Linked DNA regions of Homo sapiens: region 1 is linked to region 2. A link is an interaction called in ENCODE POLR2A ChIA-PET data of the cell type or tissue named here. Cell type or tissue: A673. All regions are shown on one strand. Links, peaks and the distances in the headings refer to the core of each region. The heading gives the core; the rest is flanking DNA. Region 1 overlaps SHD (Src homology 2 domain containing transforming protein D). Region 2 overlaps ANKRD24 (ankyrin repeat domain 24).

What was found. ChIA-PET counts read pairs that join two places held together with the same protein. Peaks named below come from ENCODE experiments on the same cell type or tissue, not always from the same donor. Only the 100,000 strongest peaks of a DNase experiment are listed, where the experiment ranks them.
Region 1: POLR2A ChIA-PET joins it to region 2 with 12 read pairs; 1 of 35 experiments calls an interaction of 5 or more read pairs at or near these places.

Annotation. Positions count from the first base shown.
Region 1 is chr19:4,285,552-4,288,051 of GRCh38, reverse strand. The region is part of intron 4 of SHD (Src homology 2 domain containing transforming protein D); the gene reads right to left. Among named protein-coding and RNA genes, the nearest start is that of SHD, 7.5 kb to the right of the region's middle. In A673, for the core only: no CTCF peak of the experiment used is centred there; no DNase peak of the experiment used is centred there.
Region 2 is chr19:4,190,878-4,198,545 of GRCh38, reverse strand. The region is part of intron 2 of ANKRD24 (ankyrin repeat domain 24); the gene reads right to left. Among named protein-coding and RNA genes, the nearest start is that of ANKRD24, 12 kb to the right of the region's middle. In A673, for the core only: no CTCF peak of the experiment used is centred there; a DNase peak (open chromatin) is centred at 4,555; H3K27ac peaks cover 1,007 bases.

The sequences.
Region 1 (2,500 bases), core at 1-2,500, 93 kb before region 2:
CGGGTGCCTGTAATCCCAGCTACTCAGGAGGCTGAGGTAGGGAAATTGCTTGAACCAGGGAGGTGGAAGTTGTGAGCTGAGATTGCACCACTGCACTCCAGCCTGGGCAACAGAGTGAGACTCTGTCTCAAAACAAACGAACAAACAAACAAACAAACAAAAAAACACACTCTGGGATCTGTTGGGTCACAGCTGGTGCATGGGCTTGTGGCATCTGGGCAAATGAAGAAGGACAATTCCCTTGGAGTTTTCTTTTTTCTTTTTTTTTGAGACAGAGTCTTGCTCTGTTGCCAGGTTGGAGTGCAGTGGTGCAATCTTGGCTCACCACAACCTCCGCCTCCTGGGTTCAAGCGATTCTCCTGCCTCAGCCTCCAGAGTAGCTGGAACTACAGGCGCATAGCACCACACATGGCTAATTTTTGCATTTTTAGTAGAGATGGGGTTTCACCATGTTGGCCAGGCTGGTCTCGAACTCCTAACCTCAGGTTATCTGCCCTCCTTGGCCTCCCAAAGTACTGGGATTACAGGCTTGAGCCACCATGCCCGGCCAATACCCTTGGATTTTTCAAGAGGAGCCCTGGTTATCGTACACTTGACATTGATCTTCACAGCCTCCCTCATGTCCTTGTCAACTTCAACCACTTTCACAAAAGTGGTGCTTCATCTTGTACCTCACCCACCTGTCCCTTTCTGTTTTTTTCTTTTTCTTTCTTTTTTTTTGAGACAGAGTCTCGCTCTGTCACCCAGGCTGGAGTGCAGTGGCACGATCTCGGCTCACTGTAAGCTCCGCCTCCCCGGTTCACGCCATTCTCCTGCCTCAGCCTCCCAAGTAGCTGGGACTACAGGCACCCGCCACCACGCCCAGCTAATTTTTTGCATTTTTCGTAAAGACTGGGTTTCACCATGTTAGTCAGGCTGGTCTCAATCTCTAACCTTGTGATCCGCCCACCTCGGCCTCCCAAAGTGCTGGGATTACAGGCATGAGCCACTGCGCCCGGCTGCCTGGCTAATTTTTTTCTATTTTTAGTAGAGATGGGGTTTCACCATGTTGGCCTGGCTGGTCTCAAACTCTTGACCTCAGGTTATCCGCTGCTTCAGCCTCCCAAAGTGCTGGGATTACATCCATGAGCCACCTTACCCAGCCCCTTTCTTAATGTTTTTTTGTTTTATTTTGAGATGGAGTCTCACTCTGTCGCCAGGCTGGAGTACAGTGGCGTGATCTCAGCTCACTGCAACCTCCACCTCGCAGGTTCAAGAGATTCTCCTGCCTCAGCCTCCCGAGTAGCTGGGATTACAGGCACGCACCACCATGTCCGGCTAATGATGGAGTTTCACCATGTTGGCCAGGATGGTCTTGATCTCTTGACCTCATGATCTGCCCACCCCGGCCTCCCAAAGTGCTGGGATAACAGGCGTGAGCCACCGTGCCTGGCCTAATGTTTTGCTTTAATGTGCTCACAAAGGGGTTTGCAGTAGCAAGCAAGATATCAAAGACAGAGAAGCACCAGAGCCTTTGCTGTTGTTCACAATGAAAGAAATCTGAAAAGAGAATAAGCACATATGGCGTGCCTGTGGTCCCATGGAGAGGCTGAGGCTGGAGGATCGCTTGATCCCAGGAGTGCAGGGGTACAGTGAGCTGATTGTGCCACTGCACTTCAGCCTGGGCAACAGAGTGAGACCCTGTCTCAAAAGAAAGAAAGAAAGAGAGAAAGAAAGGAAGGAAGGAAGGAAGGTAGGAAGGAAGGAAGGAAGGAAGGAAGGAAAGAAAAAAAGAAAGAAAGAAAGAAAGAGAGAAAGAAAGAAAGAAAGAAAGAAAGAAAAGAAAGAAAGAAAGAAAGAAAGAAAGAAAAAGAAAGAGCGGGCCAGGTGCGGTGGCTCATGGCTGTCATCCCAACACTTTGGGAGGCCAAGGCAAGCACATCACCTGAGGTCAGGAGTTTGAGACCAGCCTGGCTAACATGGTGAAACTCTGTCTCTACTAAAAATACAAAAATTAGCCTGGTGTGGTGCCAGGAGCCTGTATTCCCAGCTACTTGGGAGGCTGAGGCAAGAGAATTGCTTGAACCAGGGAGGCGGAGGTTGCAGTGAGCTGAGATTGTGTCATTGCACTCCAGCCTGGGCGACAAGAGCGAGGCTCTGTCAAAAAAAAAAAAAAAAAAAAAGAAAGGAAAAGAAAAGAAAGAGAAGAGAAGAGAAGGAGGAAGGGCCGGGCGGGGTGGCTCACACCTGTAATCCCAGCACTTTGGGAGGCCGAGGTGGATGGATCATGAGGTCAGGAGTTCCAGACCAGCCTGGCCAACATACTGAAACTCTGTCTCTACTGAAAATACAAAAATTAGCTAGGCATGGTGGTGCACGCCTGTAGTCCCACCTACTCTGGAGGCTGAGGCATGAGAATCGCTTGAACCTGTGAGATGGAGGTTGCAGTGAGCCGAGGTCGCGTCACTGCACTCCAGCCTGGGCGACACAGCAAGACTCGGGGAGGGAGGGAGGGAGGAAG
Region 2 (7,668 bases), core at 3,053-5,552:
CCCCGGGCCCTACCGCGAAGGAGGCGGCTGCGCACAGACACAGCTGCTTCATGGCGTCCGGGGCGCGGGGCGCGGGGGGCGCACGGGGTTCCAAGAGGAGGCGGCGGCCAGAGGGTCTGGAGGGACCGCGGGGAGCGGCCGGAGGGCGGGGCTGGGCGCTGCCGGAGCTCCCCGCCCCGCCCGCCCGCCCGGTCCCGCCCTCCCTGGTGCCGCCCCCTCCCCCTTGCCCTCCTCGCCAGCCCCCTCCCCCACGGGATGGAATGGGAAGACCCAGGTAGGGGGCTGGGGGCTGGGGGCTGAGGGAAGGGGCGCCGCCCCGGCCCCTCCTGACCTTGTCGCCTGGAGGATGAGGAGGACGCGGCGCCGGGGGCCCGGCTCCCTCACCAGCGCAGGCCGCCGGCTGCATCTCCAGGGGACCCGCGGGCGTCCATCTCCACCTCCTCCGAGTCGGCCAAGGGCGCGCAGGTGCCTCCGGGCCCGCGACGTCCGCAGCCTCGCACCTCCACGCGGCCGGCAGGGCTCTCGCCACTCACACTTTCATTCATTCACTCATTCATTCGTTCGCCCATTCGTTCATTCATTCACCGGCCCGCCCATTCATTCATTCGTTCACTCACCCATTCGTTCATTCACTCGTTCATTCATTCACTCACTCGTTCATTCGTTCACCCACTCGTTCATTCCTTCACTCATTTGTTTATTCGCTCACCCTTTCATGCATTAATTCACTCACCCATTCGTTCATTCACTTATTCATTCATTCGCTTGTTCATTCGTTCATTCACTCGTTCATTCCTTCACCCATTTGTTTATTCGCTCACCCTTTCATTCATTCACTCATTCATTTGTTCACCCATTCACGGGCTCACCCATTCATTCATTCATTCATTCGTTCATTTACTCGTTCATTCGTTCACCCATTTATTTGCTCACTCTTTCATTCATTCATTGGTCTCACCCATTTGTTCATTCATTCATTCTTATATGACCCATTCACTTATTCATTCCCACACCATTCCTTCCTGCATTCACTCATTCCTGCATTCATTAACTCACTCATTTGTTCATCCATTTGTTGGCTCACCCATTCATCCATTCATTAGTTCACTCACCCATTCATTTGTTCACCACCCATTCATTCATTTGTTCATTCCCGCACCATTCATTCATTCATTCATTCCCACACTCATTTGCTCATTCATTGGCACGCCCATTCGTTCATTCATTCACTCATTGCCTCATCCATTCATTCATTCAATCAGTCATTCGTTCATTCATTCATTCATTCGCCACTGGGGAGCTGCAATCCTACACACCTGAATTTGAATCCAGCACCCCGCCCCTGCCCCAGCCTTTCCTACCTATATGACAGGGCCAACAGACTTACCTATTTTGGACTTCTCCTTCCTCCTCCGTAAAATGGGTTTCATAATAAATAGTTCCTACTGCGGAGGGTTACCGGGAGGATGCCAAGGTACTACCTGGCAGCACTCAGTCGACCAGTGCCTAGCATACAGTAAGCGCACCATAAAACTGTGACTCGTTCCTCACAGAAAGAGCTAGCTGGTCCCGGCGCAGCTCTGACATTCTCTAGCCATTTCCGGTCAATTTCCGCCACTCCTGGGACCCACGGCTCCTCCGGTAGAGGAGGGGCCTTGGGTTCCTTTCTGTCACTGTAGCGTCCCCAGTGCCTGGCCCATGGCAGGTGCTCCACAAACATGCATCAGATGAACACTTGGGGGAGATGCTCCTTCAAGCAGTAAGCATTTATTGAGCGCCCACTGGATGCCACGCAGCATTCGCAGGCCTGGAGACTCTGGGGCACAGCCAAGACCCTTGCAGGTAATTGGCATTTTAGAAGGAGCCCTGGAGGCCAGGCGCGGTGGCTCACGCCTGTAATCCCAAAACTTTGGGAGGCCGAGGCGGGCAGATCACCTGAGGTCAGGAGTTCGAGAACAGCTTGGCCAACATAGTGAAACTTCGTCTCTACTAAAAATGCAAAAATTAGCCAGGTGTGGTAGCGGGCGCCTGTAATCTCAGCTACTCAGGAAGTGAGGCAGGAGAATCGCTTGAACCCTGGAGGCAGAGGTTGCAGTAAGCCGAGATCGCGTCACTGCACTCCAGCCTGGGTGACAGAGCGAGACTCCACTGCAAAACAAATAAACAACAACAAAAACAAACAAACTAAAACAACAACAACAACAACAAAACCGAGGTCTTCCAGAGCCAGAATTTAAGAGCAACGACGCAGCAGACAGGTGACAGGGGCTTGAATTCCGTTTGGTTATATCATCCTTGCTGTGTGACCTTGAGCTAATCGCTTTCCCTCTCTGAAATTCTCCCTCTCAATTTCTCAACGGTTAAATGAGATAGATAATAGGACAGGCACCAAGGAAGCACTGTGGGCATTTGAGGCTGGATCTTTCTCTAGAATGGGGCTGTCCTGGGCACTGCAGGGTGCCGAGCAGCATCCCTGGCCTCCACCCACTCCACACCAGGAGCACTCCAAGTTGTGACAACCACAGATATCCCAACACTGGCAAGTGTCCCTCCATTGACACATTGACCACTGGCTTAGGGCTGGGTGAGCATTGAGCATTTACACGTCGGTGTGGTCCGTGATTATTCTTAGACTTTTACTTTTTTTCTTTTGAGACGGAGTCTTGCTCTTCCACCCAGGCTGGAGTGCAGTGGTGCGATCTCGGCTCACTGCAAGCTCTGCCTCCCGGGTTCAAGCAATTCTCCTGCTTCAGCTTCCCGAGTAGCTGGGATTACAGGCACACGCCACCACGCCTAGCGAATTTTTGTATTTTAGTAGAGACGGGGTTTTGTCATGTTGGCCAGGCTGGTCTTGAACTCTGACCTCGTGATCCACCTGCCTTGGCCTCTCAAAGTGTTGGGATTACAGGCGTGAGCCACTGCGCCCGGCCCTCTTAGACATGTTTGGACAAGAGGAGGGAGGAGTGGGAACCAAGGCAGGAAAATGGAAAGTGACAGGCATTTGGGAAGGAGGGTGTCCTTGGAACTCTTCTCTCCTTCCACCCTTGGGGGTGGGGAGGTCCTCTGAGCTTCTCCAGAGAAGAGACCGAAACGGATCTCCCAGCTCAGGGCTTCAGTTTCCAACTGTCTCCTACACTTGTCCTCCTGGATGCCATACAAGATCAGAGCAAATGGCCAGGCATGGTGGCTCACGCCTGTCATCCCAGCACTTTGGGAGGCTGAGGCAGGCAGATCACCTGAGATGGGGAGTTCGAGACCAGCCTGACCAACGTGGCAAAACCCCGTCTCTACTAAAAATACAAAAAATTAGCCGGGCGTGGTGGTGGGCGCCTGTAGTCCCAGCTACTCGGGAGACTGAGGCAGGAGAATGGCGTGCACCCGGGAGGCGGAGCTTGCAGTGAGCAGAAGTCGTGCCACTGCACTCCAACCTGGGTGACAGAGTGAGACTCCCTCTCTAAAAACAAACAAACAAACAAACAAACAAAAACCTGGGCGCGGTGGCTCACGCCGAGATCGCACCACTGCACTCCAGCCTGGGAGACACAGCGAGACTCCATCTGAAAAAAATCAATCAATCAATCAGAGCAAATGCCCCTCGGAGCCCACTGAGGTGTGTACCATGGATACTGTCAGCCCTCCAGGCTTCATCCAAGCCCTGGCATCACCGTGACACCTCTCTCTTGCCCCACACTCGGTCCACCGGCCAAGCCCACTGGCTGCACACTGTGTCCTGTTCTGCCCCTTCTCACCCCTTCCACGGCCACCACCATAGTCTAGCCCCATCACTGCAGGTTCTGCCTCTGGGATGCATCTTTCTTCTTCAGCCTCTGACCTTGTCCCCTTGTCCCTTCTCCCCCAGCAGCCAGAGGCAGCTTCCTAAACCTGCATCAGATCTCATCTCTCCTGCACAAAAGCCTCCAGAGACCTCACTCAGCTTAAAATGCAAACTGCTCACAGCAGCCCAGATCCTGCCCACTGCCTGTTTCCGTAGAGAATGGTATTTACACGTGTGAGTCGTTGGAGGGGGGAGAGAAAAGCAAAATAAGAATCATCCTTCCTGACACGTGAAAAATGATATGAAATTCACATTTCTGGCTAGGTGCGGTGGTTCACGCCTACAATCTCAGCACTTTGGGAGGCCAAGGTGGGCTGATCGCCTGAAGTCAGGAGTTCAAGACCAGCCTGGCCAACATGGTGAAACCCCGTCTCTACTAACAATACAAAAATTAGCTGGGCACGGTGGTGCACGCCTGTAATCCCAGCTGCTCGGGAGTCTGAGGCAGGAGAATCGCTTGAAAGTGGGAGGCTGAGGTTGCAGTAACCTGAGAGCACTCCAGCCTGGGTGACAGAGCCAGACTCCATCTCGGAACAAAACAAAACAAAACAATTCACATTTCAGTGTCCATAAATAAAGTTTTTTCGGGGCCAAGCCCTGCCCATTCATTTGTAGATCGTTGGATGCCACATGCAGGATATGAAGAAAAAAGTGTAGACAGTCAAAGGCTATTCTCAGGCTGCAATGGCAGAGCTGAGGCTGGTCTGCACCACAAACCAAAAATATTAATCCTCTGGCCTTTTAAGAAAAAATTTGCTAACCCTTCTCTGAGCAGCCCCACTCTGCCAGTGCCTGACCCCTGACCTCATGGAGTTTTTCCTTCCTTCCTTCCTTCCTTCCTTCCTTCCTTCCTTCCTTCCTTCCTCCCTCCCTCCCGACGGAGTCTCGCTCTGTCGCCCAGGCTGGAGTACAGTGGCATGATCTCTGCTCACTGCAAACTCCACCTCCCGGCTTCAAGTGATTCTCATGCCTCAGTCTCCCGAGTATCTGGGATTACACGCACCCGCCACCATGCCTGGCTAATTTTTGTATTTTTAGTAGAGACGGGGTATCACCATGTTGACAGGCTGGTCTTGAACTCCTGATCTCAGGTGATCTGCTCGCCTCAGCCTCCCAAAGTGCTGGGATTACAGGCATGAGCCACCGCGCCTGCCATCATCTCCATTTACATTTCCCTCGGTGTAATCCATGCTGCCATAGTAGCCTCCTTCTTGTCCTTCAAACAGCTGGGTCCCACCTCCAAGCCTTGGCCAGTGCAGCTCCTTCTGCCTGGAGCACCTGCCCCACCGTGCACATGGCTGCTTTCTTTACTGCTGTCCACTCTTGGAGATGCCTCTTCCAAGAGCCCTTCTCTGACAGCCCTTTCTTTAGCTATATTTTTCCTTCATTGTTGTCTTTTTTTTTTTTTTTTTTGATGGAGTCGCTCTATTGCCCAGACTGGAGTGCAGTGGAGGGATCTCGGCTCACTGCAACCCCTGCCTCCCGGATTCAAGCGATTCTCCTGCCTCAGACTCCTGAGTAGCTGGGATTACAGGTGCCCACCACCACGCCTGGCTAATTTTTGTATTTTTTAGTAGATACGGGGTTTTGCTGTGTTGGCCAGGCTGGTCTCGAATTCCTGACTTCAAGTGATCCACTCACCTCGGCCTCCCAAAGTGCTGGGATTACAGGCGTGAGTCACTGCGCCAGGCCTCTTATCACCACCTAAGATACTACATACCTTTTTAAAAATATTCTGTTTACTCTCATTTTTTATTTTTATTTATTTATTTATTTTGGGACAGGGTCTTGCTCTGTCACCCAGGCTGGAGTGCAGTGGTACAATCATCATTCACTGTAGCCTCGACCTCCTGGGCTCAAGTGGTCCTCCCATCTCAGCCTCCTGAGTAACTGGAGACCACAGGCACACACCACCATACCCAACTAATTTTTGAATTTTTTTTGAAGAGATGGGGTCTTGCTATGTTGCCCAGGCTGGTCTCAAACTCCTGGGCTTAAGTGATCCTCCCATCTTGATCTCCTAAAGTGCTGGGATTACAGGCGTGAGCCACTGCGCCCAGCTTGTTTCCTCTTGATCTCTCCCTTAGAATGTCACCTCCTCAGGGGCAGTGATTTTTGTCTATCTTAGTCACTGCTGTATTCCATGCAGGACCAGCTATAGGTTTTGCAGGGCTCGGTGAAAAATGAAAATACGAGGCCTGGCCGGGCGCGGTGGCTCACGCCTGTAATCCCAGCACTTTGGGAGGCTAAGGCGGGAGGATCGCTTGAGGCCAGGAGTTCAAGACCAGCCTGGGCAACGTGGTAAGACCTCACCTCTGAAAAAAAAAAAATGCATACTTAAGTAAAAAATAAAAATATAAAAAGAAAAAAGACAGAAAGAGAAAGAGGACTTTCCAGGAAGCATTGATGTATGGAGTCTGTGACTCTCTAGAAACCCCAATCTTCCCACTTGGGAGATTTTCCTGAAACCTAAAGTAAAGGCAGGAGGTCAGTGAAGCCCCAAGTGAACAGCTCCAGGTAACTCCCATTTTATGGATGGAAACACTGAGGCCCACGGACAGCCCAAGGGGGATCAGAGTAAGCAATGCCAACTGTTGGGACCCCAAAGAAAGAAACGGTGTTGGTTGGGCACAGTGGCTCTCGCCTGTAATCCCAGCACTTTGGGAGGCTGAGGCGGATGGCTCATTGGAGGTCAGTAGTTTGAGACCAGCCTGGCCAACATGGCAAAACCCATCTCTATTAAAAATACCAAAAAAAAAAAATTAGCTAGACGTGGTGATAGGCACCTGTAATCTCAGCTACTCGGGAGGCTGAGGCAGGAGAATCCCTTGAACCCGGGAGGCGGAGGTTGCAGTGAGCCAAGATCACACCACTGCACTCCAGCCTGGGCAACAGAGCAAGACTCTGTCTCAAAATAAATAAATAAATAGGCTGGGGACGGTGGTTCACGTCTGTAATCCCAGCACTTTGGGAGGCTGAGGCAGGCGGATCATCTGAGGTCAGGAGTTCGAGACCAACCTGGCCAACATGATGAAACCCCGTCTCTACTAAAAACACAAAAATTAGCCAGGTGTGGTGGCGTGCACCTGTAATCCCAGCTACACGGGAGGCTGAGAGAGGATAATCTCTTGAACCCGGGAGGCGGAGCTTGCAGTGAGCCGAGATCATGCCATTGCACTCCAGCCTGGCAACACAGCGAGACTCTGTCCCAAAAATAAATAAATAAATAAATAAAAATAAAAGAAAGAAAATAAAATAAAAGTAAATACATAAATAAGAAAAAGCCGGTGTTAGGGACCAGGAAAGGCCGGAGAGTGCCCTAAGGAGAGGAGGAGAGGGGTAGCAGTGGCTAGAAGACACGGAACACAAGGTCCCAGTGACAGGAGGGGGGGGCCTGGCCCCTGCAGTCATGGGTGTTTGCTTTCTTCCCTCGGGGCTGCTGAACAAAAGCTGAACTTGACTCCGGCTGCCTGCTGCGAAACTGGAGAAGGGCAGGTGGAGGGATGGATGGCAAGGTGCTCTGGGAGGGGAGGATGGAGGCCCTGCAGCTTCCCAGCAACAGCCAGGCCTCCCATCTGCTGCAACAGTTCCAGCCCAGGCTATGGGCTAACCTCAGGCCCCTCCAGCTCCAGACACTCTCAGAGGCCCTCACACCCGTCTGAGGTTTTAACACCTATCCTGTCCCCATCCAATTTTGACTTTGTCCCGACCCCTCCCATTGCAAACATATCAAAACACACCCACATCCCGAATGAGGTATCTCTTTTTTAGCCACCCACACTTCTTGAAAGATTTACTTAAATATTAAATATAACTATGCTTTGGAAATTAAG